Linked DNA regions of Homo sapiens: region 1 is linked to region 2. A link is a contact called in ENCODE Hi-C or POLR2A ChIA-PET data. All regions are on one chromosome and are shown on one strand. Each heading gives the region's core, a stretch centred on a gene start or an enhancer-like site at or near the end of the contact. The rest is flanking DNA. Distances are from core to core; before and after follow the strand shown. Region 1 overlaps LOC105373024 (a long non-coding RNA gene). Region 2 overlaps RAC2 (Rac family small GTPase 2).

Region 1 (4,868 bases), core at 1,659-4,158, 99 kb before region 2:
CACTGCAACTTCTGCCTCCTGGGTTAAAGCGATTCTCCTGCCTCAGCCTCCCGAGTAGCTGGGATTACAGGCATGCGCCACCACTCCTGGCTAATTTTGTATTTTTAGTAGAGATGGGGTTTCTCCATGTTGCTCAGGCTGGTCTTGGATTCCTGATCTCAGGGGATCCGTCTGCCTCGGCCTCCCAGAGTGCTGGGATTACAGGCGTGAGCCACTGCACCGGGCCGGTCAAAGGCATTTCTAAGATGGGTGCTGCCAACTGTGCTCAGGGCTTTCCCAGCCTTCACTTCATCCTCACTTAATGGCATTCCCATCTGTCCAGGTGAGAAAACCGAGGCGTAGAGGCTTCATCGTTGCCCCATTATTGCAGGGATGGGCAAAGCTTTTCTGGAAAAGGCTACATAGTAAATATTTTTGACTTTACGAGCCATGCTTCTTGGTCAAAACTATTCAACGGTGCCACCGTAGAGGGAAAGCAGCCATAGACAGTACCAGAAATAAGTGGGTGTGGCTGTATTTTAATTAAAAAAGTGGATGAACATGGAAATTCAAATTTCATATAATTTTCACATGTCAGGAATTTTTTTTTTTATCTTCAGAAATAGAAAAAACCTAGCCGGGTGCAGTGGCTCATGTCTGTAATCCCAGCACTTTGGGAGGCCGAGGAGGGTGGATCACCTGAGGTCAGGAGGTTGAGACCAGCCTGGCCAATATGGTGAAACCCCATCTGTACTGAAAATACAAAAAAATTAGCCGGGTGTGGTGGCCCGTGCCTGTAGTCCCAGCTGCTTGGGAGGCTGAGGCAGGAAACTTGTTTGAACCCAGGAGGGAGGGGCTGCAGTGAGCCGAGATCGCACCACTGCACTCCAGCCTGGGCAACAAGAGCGAAAACTCCATCTAAAAAAAAAAAAAAAAAAAAAAAAAAAAAAAGAAAGAAAGAAAAAGAAAAAGAGAAAAAAAAGAAAAAAAAACATGCTTGGTTTCTGGTTGTACCATAACAGTTTGACAGGATTTGGCCTAGGGGCTGTAGTTTGCCCACCCCTTGGGGGATGGTTGGGAGGTGGCAGAGCTGGGGTTCAAACTAGGTTCTGCGAGCCCACGGGCTTCTGGACCAGATCAGCTCCAAGTGTGTGCCGGACCTCAGCCCCCTGGTCTTTCCCTTTCGGGTTGGTTCTCCCATCTTGGGATGCACAGAGCATCCTGCTTCTACGCTGCCCATTTTGGGCAGGAGGCAGTGTGCCGGGCAGGCCAGGGGATCTGAATCCCCCAACTCGGAAAAGGGTCCCCGCCCAGCCACTTGCCAGCTTGGAAGACTGGAAACCTCTCTAGGCCTCAGTTTCCCCACCTGTAAAGTGGGGCATAGCAGATAACTCACCCGCAGGGTCGCCGTGAGGCTGCAGTGAGAATATACCTTGAAACGTCTCCCCACCCCGCGGCTGCCTCAGTTTCCCTCCTCCCCTCCTTGCCTCTGAGCCTGGTCTACACCTGCGCCGCGGCCTCTCCCACCTCCCCCACCGCCGTCCCCCTCCTTAATGCGGAGAACGACATCCTGGGTGTCTCCCAGCTGCCTCCTGCGCACGGACGGTTTCTCGAAAGCTTTTAAAAACGAGGCTCCCTCCCGGCGGCGGCAGGGAGGGTGGGAAGGGGGGCGCCCACCCTCGGGAGCTTCCCCGGTGGGCGGCGGCGGCCGCTCCCAGCCTTTTCGGGAGATCTCTGGCTGATTATTATGGAAATCAGGCCCCAGCAGCGCGCCCGGGTGGCGCGGGAGCGGGAGGCGCTTGGTGCGGCTGAGACGCGCTGAGGACCCGCTCTGCCAGCCAAAGGAGCGGTGCGGGGGAGGGGGCGTGGGAGCTTCCCGCGCTCCTGGGACACGCGTGGCCTGTTCTGGCCCGGGTGCCCGGGTGACACTGTTCCCGCGCAGGGCCGATGGGCTGAGCTGCAGCCGGAGGGGCTGGGGTCGCGCACGGAAACCTGGGCGCCCAAGTCTGGGAGTTCATTTCCGCCGGGACCTGGGCCCTTGATATCAGCGGTGCTGGATATTTTCAGTGCAATTAAAGGCAAAGGCAGTGGGGTTCACGCCACCACCCCAGGAACAGAACTGGGGCGTGTAATGAGCTCAAGCCCTGTGTACTGGGCGCGTGTACTCGGCGTCCAGCACCGACCTCAGGGCGCTGATCTATTTAAATCCTTCCGTTGACTTGGGCATGGTCAGGCCCATTTTATGGATGAGACAACAGAGACCCAGAGAGGCAAAGCTCACACGGCCAAAGCAGTCGAGGAGAGACCTGAGCTGGGAGTTGTCCAACTCCTCTGGCCAGTTCTTACACCTTCGGTCATCCTGTCTCCAACCTGAGGATGATGCCTTTGACCTTCCAGCCGCGCATCCAGCTCTGGCCTGCCCTGTGCCTCTCTGCGGGGGGACTCTGCAAATGGGGAGAGAGACAGCGTGGCTAATGTCGAGGAGAGCTGAGGGTGGTGGGTTGTCCTGGTGCTGAGGGGCTCTTGGTTTCTGACTATGCCTTCTATCACCACCACAGGGTTTGAGTTGAGCCAGGATCCCCCACCCCCACCACCCCTCAAGGTGCAGGAAATCTCATCATTCAAAATCCATTTCCTTTATATTGTCACATTCTGGAGAAGGGCTCCAATCTAAGCTTAAAAGTGATAGAGAAAATAAAAATGGGAAAGTCAGATGGATTCGGCCACTTTGTAAGCCAGAAAAATGGCCCCAGCAGACAGGTGAGCAACAGCTTTGGAAAAATCTCTAGCAATCAAGAACGGCCATGGGGGTTTATCTTTGCTCTGTAATGATCCCAGGCAGACGGAGAGGAAAGGCAGAGAAACCTGCAGGTGAATGGGCAAAGGGCAGGAGCGATGATTCACACTAGAAAGGAAACACAAATGCTTAACCCTCACAGGGAGAAAGTCCATTCCCACTCAGATATGAAAGGAATACAAATGTTAATCAATGCAGTTCCATTCAAACTCACAAATATTTTAAAACATAAAGTTATTTAATTTACCGCTGAATAACTGTAACTATTTTTAACTGAACTCATGGTTACCCTGGTAGTCCATCCTCCCAACTGCTCCAATTCACAGATAGGAACCTAGGCTAAGAGAGGCTAATTGCATAATTTGCTCCAGGTTAGACCTCTGGTGAGTAGCTGAGCAGGGTCACCTGTTCGGTGGCAAAGTGGTGGCATCTGGCCGGGCGCGGTGGCTCATGCCTGTAATCCCAGCACTTTGGGAGGCTGAGGCAGGTGGATGACCTGAGGTCGGGAGTTCAAGACCAGCCTGACCTATATGGAGAAACCCGGTCTCTACTAAAAATACAAACTTAGCCAGGTGTGGTGGCACACGCCTGTAATCCCAGCTATTCAGGAGGCTGAGGCAGGAGAATCGCTTGAACCCGGGAGCTGGAGTTTGCAGTGAGCCGAGATTGCACCACTGCACTCCAGTCTGGGCAACAGAGCGAGACTCCATCAAAACAAACAAACAAACAAACAACAAAAAAACCCACAAACAAACCACACACACAAAAACGCAAAGGTTAGGCTTCATCCCAGCCCCCGTGGATCAGAAACTCTGGCGCTAGGGACCAGCAATCTGTTTTAAGGAGCTCTCCAGGTGAGCTGGAGGCTACAATTAGAGAATGACTGCTCTGGGCTCCAGGAGAAGGTAAGGAAAGCAGGTACGTGCTTTCGCTGCAGAAGGCAAATTGTATTGTTTCAACCTTTTTGAATTACCTATGGATAACAGGTATTGTGAGCCTGTAAACGGCCACCAATGGCACCTCTGAGAAGCCACTGAGAAGTAGACATGGTTTTATCCATGGAGGTATTTAAGACAATGTATTTATAAACATGGAATACTGGAAACAGTCTGAGTCTCCAGCAATAGGGGACTGGGGAGAGAAACCTTGGTTCATCTAAAAGATGGCTGCTGTGCAGTTTTGAAAAGTGAGTGTGTAAAGACCGCACAACGTGGTACAATAGGAGCAGACAAGTCCTCCTGGGTTGCCCAGGACTTTCCCAATTTTAGCACAAGAAGGCCGGCATTTTGGAAAACTCCTTGGTCCTGAGAAAATGGGGACAATTGGTCACCCTAGCTATAATCGGCACTAGTGCCACACCCCAAGTATTACTGTCCTCCCATGTTGCATGGCCGGTGGTAGGATGGTATTTCATCTGGCCTTGCAGTGAGGTAGCTATGTGACATGTTTTGGCCAATGCAATGTGAGCGGAAGTGGCATGTCACATCCAGACAGCGCTCCTGGCAATTCATGCCAGGATGGCACCTCCTCAGCCTAGGTCCCTGAGTGACTATGATAAGCAGAGACTCCATGCCGATCCCTACCCTGCAATCCCAGGGCATAGGGTGTGAGCAAGACATAACCTCTTGTGGTGTGTGAAGCCACTGAGATTTGGGGATATTTGTTGCCACAGTGTAACCTAACCTGTCCTGGCTGGTATACACGTGGACATCCGGATTTCATAGTTTTAAGGCTTAAGTGTTAGGCCGGGCATGGTGCCTCACACCTGCAATCTCAGTACTTTGGGAAGGCCGAGGCGTGCAGATCACTTGAGGTCAGGAGTTCGAGACCAGCCTGGGCAACATGGTGAAACCCCGCCTCTACTAAAAATACAAAAATTAGCCGGGTGTGGTGGTGCATGCCTGTAATCCCAGCTACTCGGGAGGCTGAGGCAGGAGAATCGCTTGAACCTGGGAGGAGGAGGTTGCAGTGAGCTGAGATTGTGCCACTGCACTCTAGCCTCAGGGACAGAGCGAGAATCTGTCTCCAGAAAAAAAAAAAAAATTGGCTTAAGGTTACAAAACTGCATTTGCAGTATCATTGCAGAGACATA
Region 2 (4,934 bases), core at 1-2,500:
GGTGAGGTGGGGAGAGCAGCATTGGCAGTCCTGGTGGGAGTCAAACCTTGAGCAAAGACCTGGAGGTGGGAATGAGCTGTGAGCCAGGAAGGCGAGAGCTGTGGATTCTGCATGTCCCCAAATTCTCTTTCCCTGCTTATCTTCCTTCCAGGTTGCACCCCAGCGCTCCCACCTAGATGGGTCTGATCCTCCAGGATCCCCACCCAAAGCCTGATGGCACCCCGGCTGGCCATGCTGTCCCCTCCCTGTGGCGTTTCTTAGCAGATGGCTGCAGAGCTTCGTTGATGGTCTTTTCTGTACTGGAGGCCTCCTGAGGCCAGGAACGTGCAAATTTGCAGGTGCTGCATCCCAAGCCCCTCATGCTCCTGCCTTCCTGAGGGCCAGAGGGGAGCCCCAGGACCCATTAAGCCACCCCCGTGTTCCTGCCGTCAGTGCCAACTGCCGCATGTGGAAGCATCTACCCGTTCACTCCAGTCCCACCCCACGCCTGACTCCCCTCTGGAAACTGCAGGCCAGATGGTTGCTGCCACAACTTGTGTACCTTCAGGGATGGGGCTCTTACTCCCTCCTGAGGCCAGCTGCTCTAATATCGATGGTCCTGCTTGCCAGAGAGTTCCTCTACCCAGCAAAAATGAGTGTCTCAGAAGTGTGCTCCTCTGGCCTCAGTTCTCCTCTTTTGGAACAACATAAAACAAATTTAATTTTCTACGCCTCTGGGGATATCTGCTCAGCCAATGGAAAATCTGGGTTCAACCAGCCCCTGCCATTTCTTAAGACTTTCTGCTGCACTCACAGGATCCTGAGCTGCACTTACCTGTGAGAGTCTTCAAACTTTTAAACCTTGCCAGTCAGGACTTTTGCTATTGCAAATAGAAAACCCAACTCAACCTGCTTAAGCAGAAAATAAATTTATTGATTCAAGTTTGGAGATATCGTGATTTCAGGTGCAGCTTGATCAAGGTATTCAAATGATGTCATCGAGGCTTGTTTAGCTCTGGGCTCTGCCTTCTGCTGGCTGGTTCATTCTCAGGCAGGCGACTTAGGGCTTCATCCTCCCAAGTTCAAGTTCAGGGTTTCATCCTTCCAAGTTCAAGTTCAGGGCCTCATCCTTCCAAGTTCAAGTTCAGCCAAAAAGAGCAAATGTCTATCCCAGGCAAAGTTCTAACTAAGATTTACTGTGATTGGACCAGCTTAGGTCCTGGGCCCCCTTTTAACCAATCATATTTGTCAGAGTGGTGCAGTGCTGTGCTCTGACTGGCCAGGCATGGACCATATGCCATGCTGGAACAGAACTGCGGCAACCCCAGCGAAAGCGTGTGTACTGGGGGGGAGGGTGAGTTCCAAAGTGGGCTGAGAGCCTGGCGGGAATTTGGGAATTTGGGCGAGAAACCCTCAACCTCCACTACTGGAGGTCATGGGAAAGTGTTCATTTCAGCAGTGAAATGAAACAATGCTGGACCCCGAAGGTGATAAGCAAAGGGGAGTTTCTTTAAAAGAGAGGCGGGGTTGTTGTGAGGATTTAAGAAGTTCCGACATGGGCACAACAGTGCCTGCACAGTCAGTCCCACCTCAGGACTTGCTAAGTTCTGTGGAGGTGCCAGACCTCCCCCTCCTGCGGACAATTACTCTCCTCTATCTCAACTTCTCACTCATTCATCAAACACACATTTATTGAGCACCTCTTCTGTGCCTGGCACTGTTCTAGGTGCCAGGGATCCAGCAGTGCTCAGAAGTCCCTGCCCTCAGGAGGCTGACACTCTAGAGAGGCTAAGAGATCTAAGAGGCTGCCCCTGACAACCCAGAAGACCCCAATTTCCAGCCCATGAAATGCTTGAGTTTCCACATTGTGCTTTCCCAGAGCTCCCAGCCAACCCCACTATCCCCATTAGTCCCCATGTTCTGAGGCAGGACCCCCTCCAGCTCACTCACCTCCTGGGAGCCCCCCTTAAAAGGGATTAGGTGCAGAGGGGAAACCCCTTTGCTTTTCTTAGTTTCAGCTCAAAGTCATGATGTTTTCAAAGTTACTTCTCTTCTGAAACAGAAAGGAAATACTAAACCCCACCCATCCATGGCACCATACAGATGCAGGCGGCCAGGACCCCACTCCCTAGTATGTTCGATGTCTAAGATCCCTGAGGCACCCCCTGAGGTTGGCCAGAGTCTGAGGGAGCCTCTTTCTGATCCCTCCTCTTCACAGAGCCTTGGGATAAACTCCAGAGCCTCCGCAACAAACCATGGCCCTGAAGGTCTGGCCATCCTCTGCCTCCCACTCTTATTGCACTCGTGCCTCTACCATCAGACTGGACTGTCATTTCTTCCACTCCACATTCATGCTTCTTTCATTCCAGGCCTTTGAACATACTGGACCCCTTTCCTTTGCTCCTGGAACTTCCCTGCAGGGCAAAGGTGGGCCCGGATCTCCTTCCATGTGTGTTCAGCCCGTTAGGTCGACCCCAGTAGAGACAATCTTTGCTTCTATATGATAATAATGTCAGTAAATAACTTCCTTTACTCATTGTCTTGGCTCCCATGCACATATTATCTCATTTAATGTTCTAATAGCCTTCCAAGATAGGTACTCTTAGCCACGGTTTGCAGAAGAGGAGATGAGGATGCGGGAGGGCACAGGTTTGGCTCAAATTGACAAGGCAGATGCTGTCCTTTCCCACCCTCTCCCTCTGTTCCCATCCTCCTTGCTAACAGAATCCTAGTTTTGTGCATAGCAGCACCGTACCTAACACCAACAAAATACTCGTTTTTCCAGCTGGTTTTGTCACTGGGGTTTTCAGGCCACATAGTTCTGGCCTAGAAGCCGATGTGAATGAAAGTCAGCGGGAGAGATGGCTTCTGTGAAAGTTGTTTTCTTCCTTAAAAAAATGACAGGCCCAGGCCGGGCGCGGTGGCTCACGCCTGTAATCCCAGCACTTTGGGAGGCTGAGGTGGGCGGATCACGAGGTCAGGAGATCGAGATCATCCTGGCTAACACGGTGAAACCCCGTCTCTACTAAAAAATACAAAAAAATAGCCGGGTGTGGTGGTGGGCGCCTGTAGTCCCAGCTATGCGGGAGGCTGAGGCAGGAGAATTGTGTGAACCCGGGAGGCGGAGCTTGCAGTGAGCCGAGATTGCGCCACTGCACTCCAGCCTGGGTGACAGAGCAAGACTCAAAAAAAAAAAAAAAAAAAAAATGACAGGTGGGATGTCTGGAGCTGCAGCAGCCGTCTTGTGAGCTTGAAGCCACAAACATGAAGATACAAGGCCCCGTGCTGAGAGGGGATGAGCAGAAAGATAAAAGGAGCGTGAGTTCCTGGCAGCAGCAGTGGGCAGCTGAGCCAATGCTAACAGCTGCCTTGTTATGGGAACTGAAGAAAATGAAACCACCCAATTGTTAATGTCACCGTTGGTCACACCTTTTGTTACGGTAAGCTGACAGCATTTGTCACTGAAGCGGTAGGACTCCTAGCGCAGTGCTCTTCCCACTGTATAACTGTTCCCAGCAGCCACTCCAAGTGGGGTGAGCCACTTGTTTCTGCTCTGCAAATTGGCTGAGGATGGAGGCCCCTCATATAGGAAAGAGAAAGCTTATGGGAAGTCAATGAGAACCTGTTTTGAAACAGGAAGACCTGCCGGTTGTGGGCAGGAGCTGACACCATGGTTTGCTCTTTCATGTGACAACAACCCCTCCCAAGTGCCCACCTAGTGCCAGGCCTGGGCTGGCAGCAGGTTCCATGCCTCACTTCGCCCCTTCTTGCAATGAAATCATGGCCTGGTGGTTGAGGAAAGTGCCTGCCAGACAAGGCCACTTCATCTGGTGCTTTCTATTCTAGAGACTGGCTGTTCCTTGTCCCTTCTTCAAAGCGGAGGCCTGGGGTCCCCCAAACTCCTCCGATCCTTTCACCCTGGCATTCACTGGCCACCAAGCTTGGACAATTCAGCCTCTGTCTATTAAATCCACCCCTTGTCCCCACGGCTGCTCCCTAACCTAACCCCTGCCATGTCTCCCCTGGACAGTAGCCACAGCCTCCTCACTGGCCTCCTGTCTTCCCTCTCTCTGCCTCTACTCCATTTGCCACCAGGTGGCCTGGGGATTTTCCTCATTTACAAACAACTGTGCAGTCAAAAATGCTGATAGAACCACAGACTTATTCAATCATTGAATCCTTCAGCAAATAGTTATTGAGACCGTGTGTCAAGCCCAAGGCTTGGGGGTGGGTCAAGCATGAGCCCGCTCTCAGGAGCTCACAGGCCAGTGGGGAGGCTGTCCAGCCAGCAGAGAGCCCCAGGAAATGGCCCTTCTGCTTGGATGTCTCCTGAGCATTTCAAACTCACACGCCCCGCCCAGCCTTCATCACTCAGTAAATGCATCCAGGCTCTCAAATCAAAAACCTGGGAGTCCTCCTTGACACCTTCTCCCTCACCTTCCACTTCCAACCCATCACCGACAATCTCCTCAGTGACCCCCTTCTCTGCATTGTCATGGTTTCTAATGTCCAAACCAGCACTGTATCCTCCCTGTGGTAGCCTCCTGTCATAGTCAGCAATTGGTACAATAATGCTGTGTAACAAACCAAACTGCCTTGAAATCCAGAGGCAAGAAGCAGCAGGCCTGTATTCTCACACTCACTAGTTGTAGGTGGACAGTGGGTCTGCTGACTTAGGAGGGTTTGGCTGGTGACTTGGCTTCGGGCTGGGGATGGGTGGTCTCGGTCCTGGCTGTGGGTGTGTGTGGGTCGGCTCCACCTGTCTCTCATCCTCCTTAGACCAGCATTCCCTGGGGCATGTCCTTCTCATTGTGGATCACAGGAGCATGAGAAGCCAAGCCAAACCATGAGGTGTTTAAGGCCTCTGCTCATGCTTCACATGGCCGAGCCCAACACCACCAATGGGGCAGGGACAGGAACTCTTCCCAGACTTGGAGGAAAGGAAATATTTGCTG

Evidence for each region. A loop is a pair of places that touch in the nucleus more often than their neighbours do. ChIA-PET counts read pairs that join two places held with the same protein, here RNA polymerase II (POLR2A). Pooled maps may share reads with other maps.
Region 1: POLR2A ChIA-PET joins it to region 2 with 10 read pairs in CD8-positive, alpha-beta memory T cell. The contact joins two enhancer-like sites. A Hi-C loop is called at or near these places in 2 of 50 pooled maps. POLR2A ChIA-PET finds 5 or more read pairs at or near these places in 10 of 52 experiments (CD4-positive, alpha-beta T cell, CD4-positive, alpha-beta memory T cell, CD8-positive, alpha-beta T cell and 7 more).

The regions. Positions count from the first base shown.
Region 1 is chr22:37,321,816-37,326,683 of GRCh38, reverse strand. The region is part of intron 1 of LOC105373024 (a long non-coding RNA gene); the gene reads left to right. Among named protein-coding and RNA genes, the nearest start is that of CYTH4, 42 kb to the right of the region's middle. Within about 2 kb of position 2,908, at least 2 of the 41 ENCODE cell types and tissues checked have a DNase peak (open chromatin) inside an H3K27ac peak, as active enhancers do.
Region 2 is chr22:37,221,257-37,226,190 of GRCh38, reverse strand. It overlaps RAC2 (Rac family small GTPase 2), which reads left to right. Exons shown (of 7, transcript NM_002872.5): 7 at 152-921. Among named protein-coding and RNA genes, the nearest start is that of SSTR3, 11 kb to the right of the region's middle. RefSeq lists a silencer at 3,269-3,408. Within about 2 kb of position 1,250, at least 5 of the 41 ENCODE cell types and tissues checked have a DNase peak (open chromatin) inside an H3K27ac peak, as active enhancers do.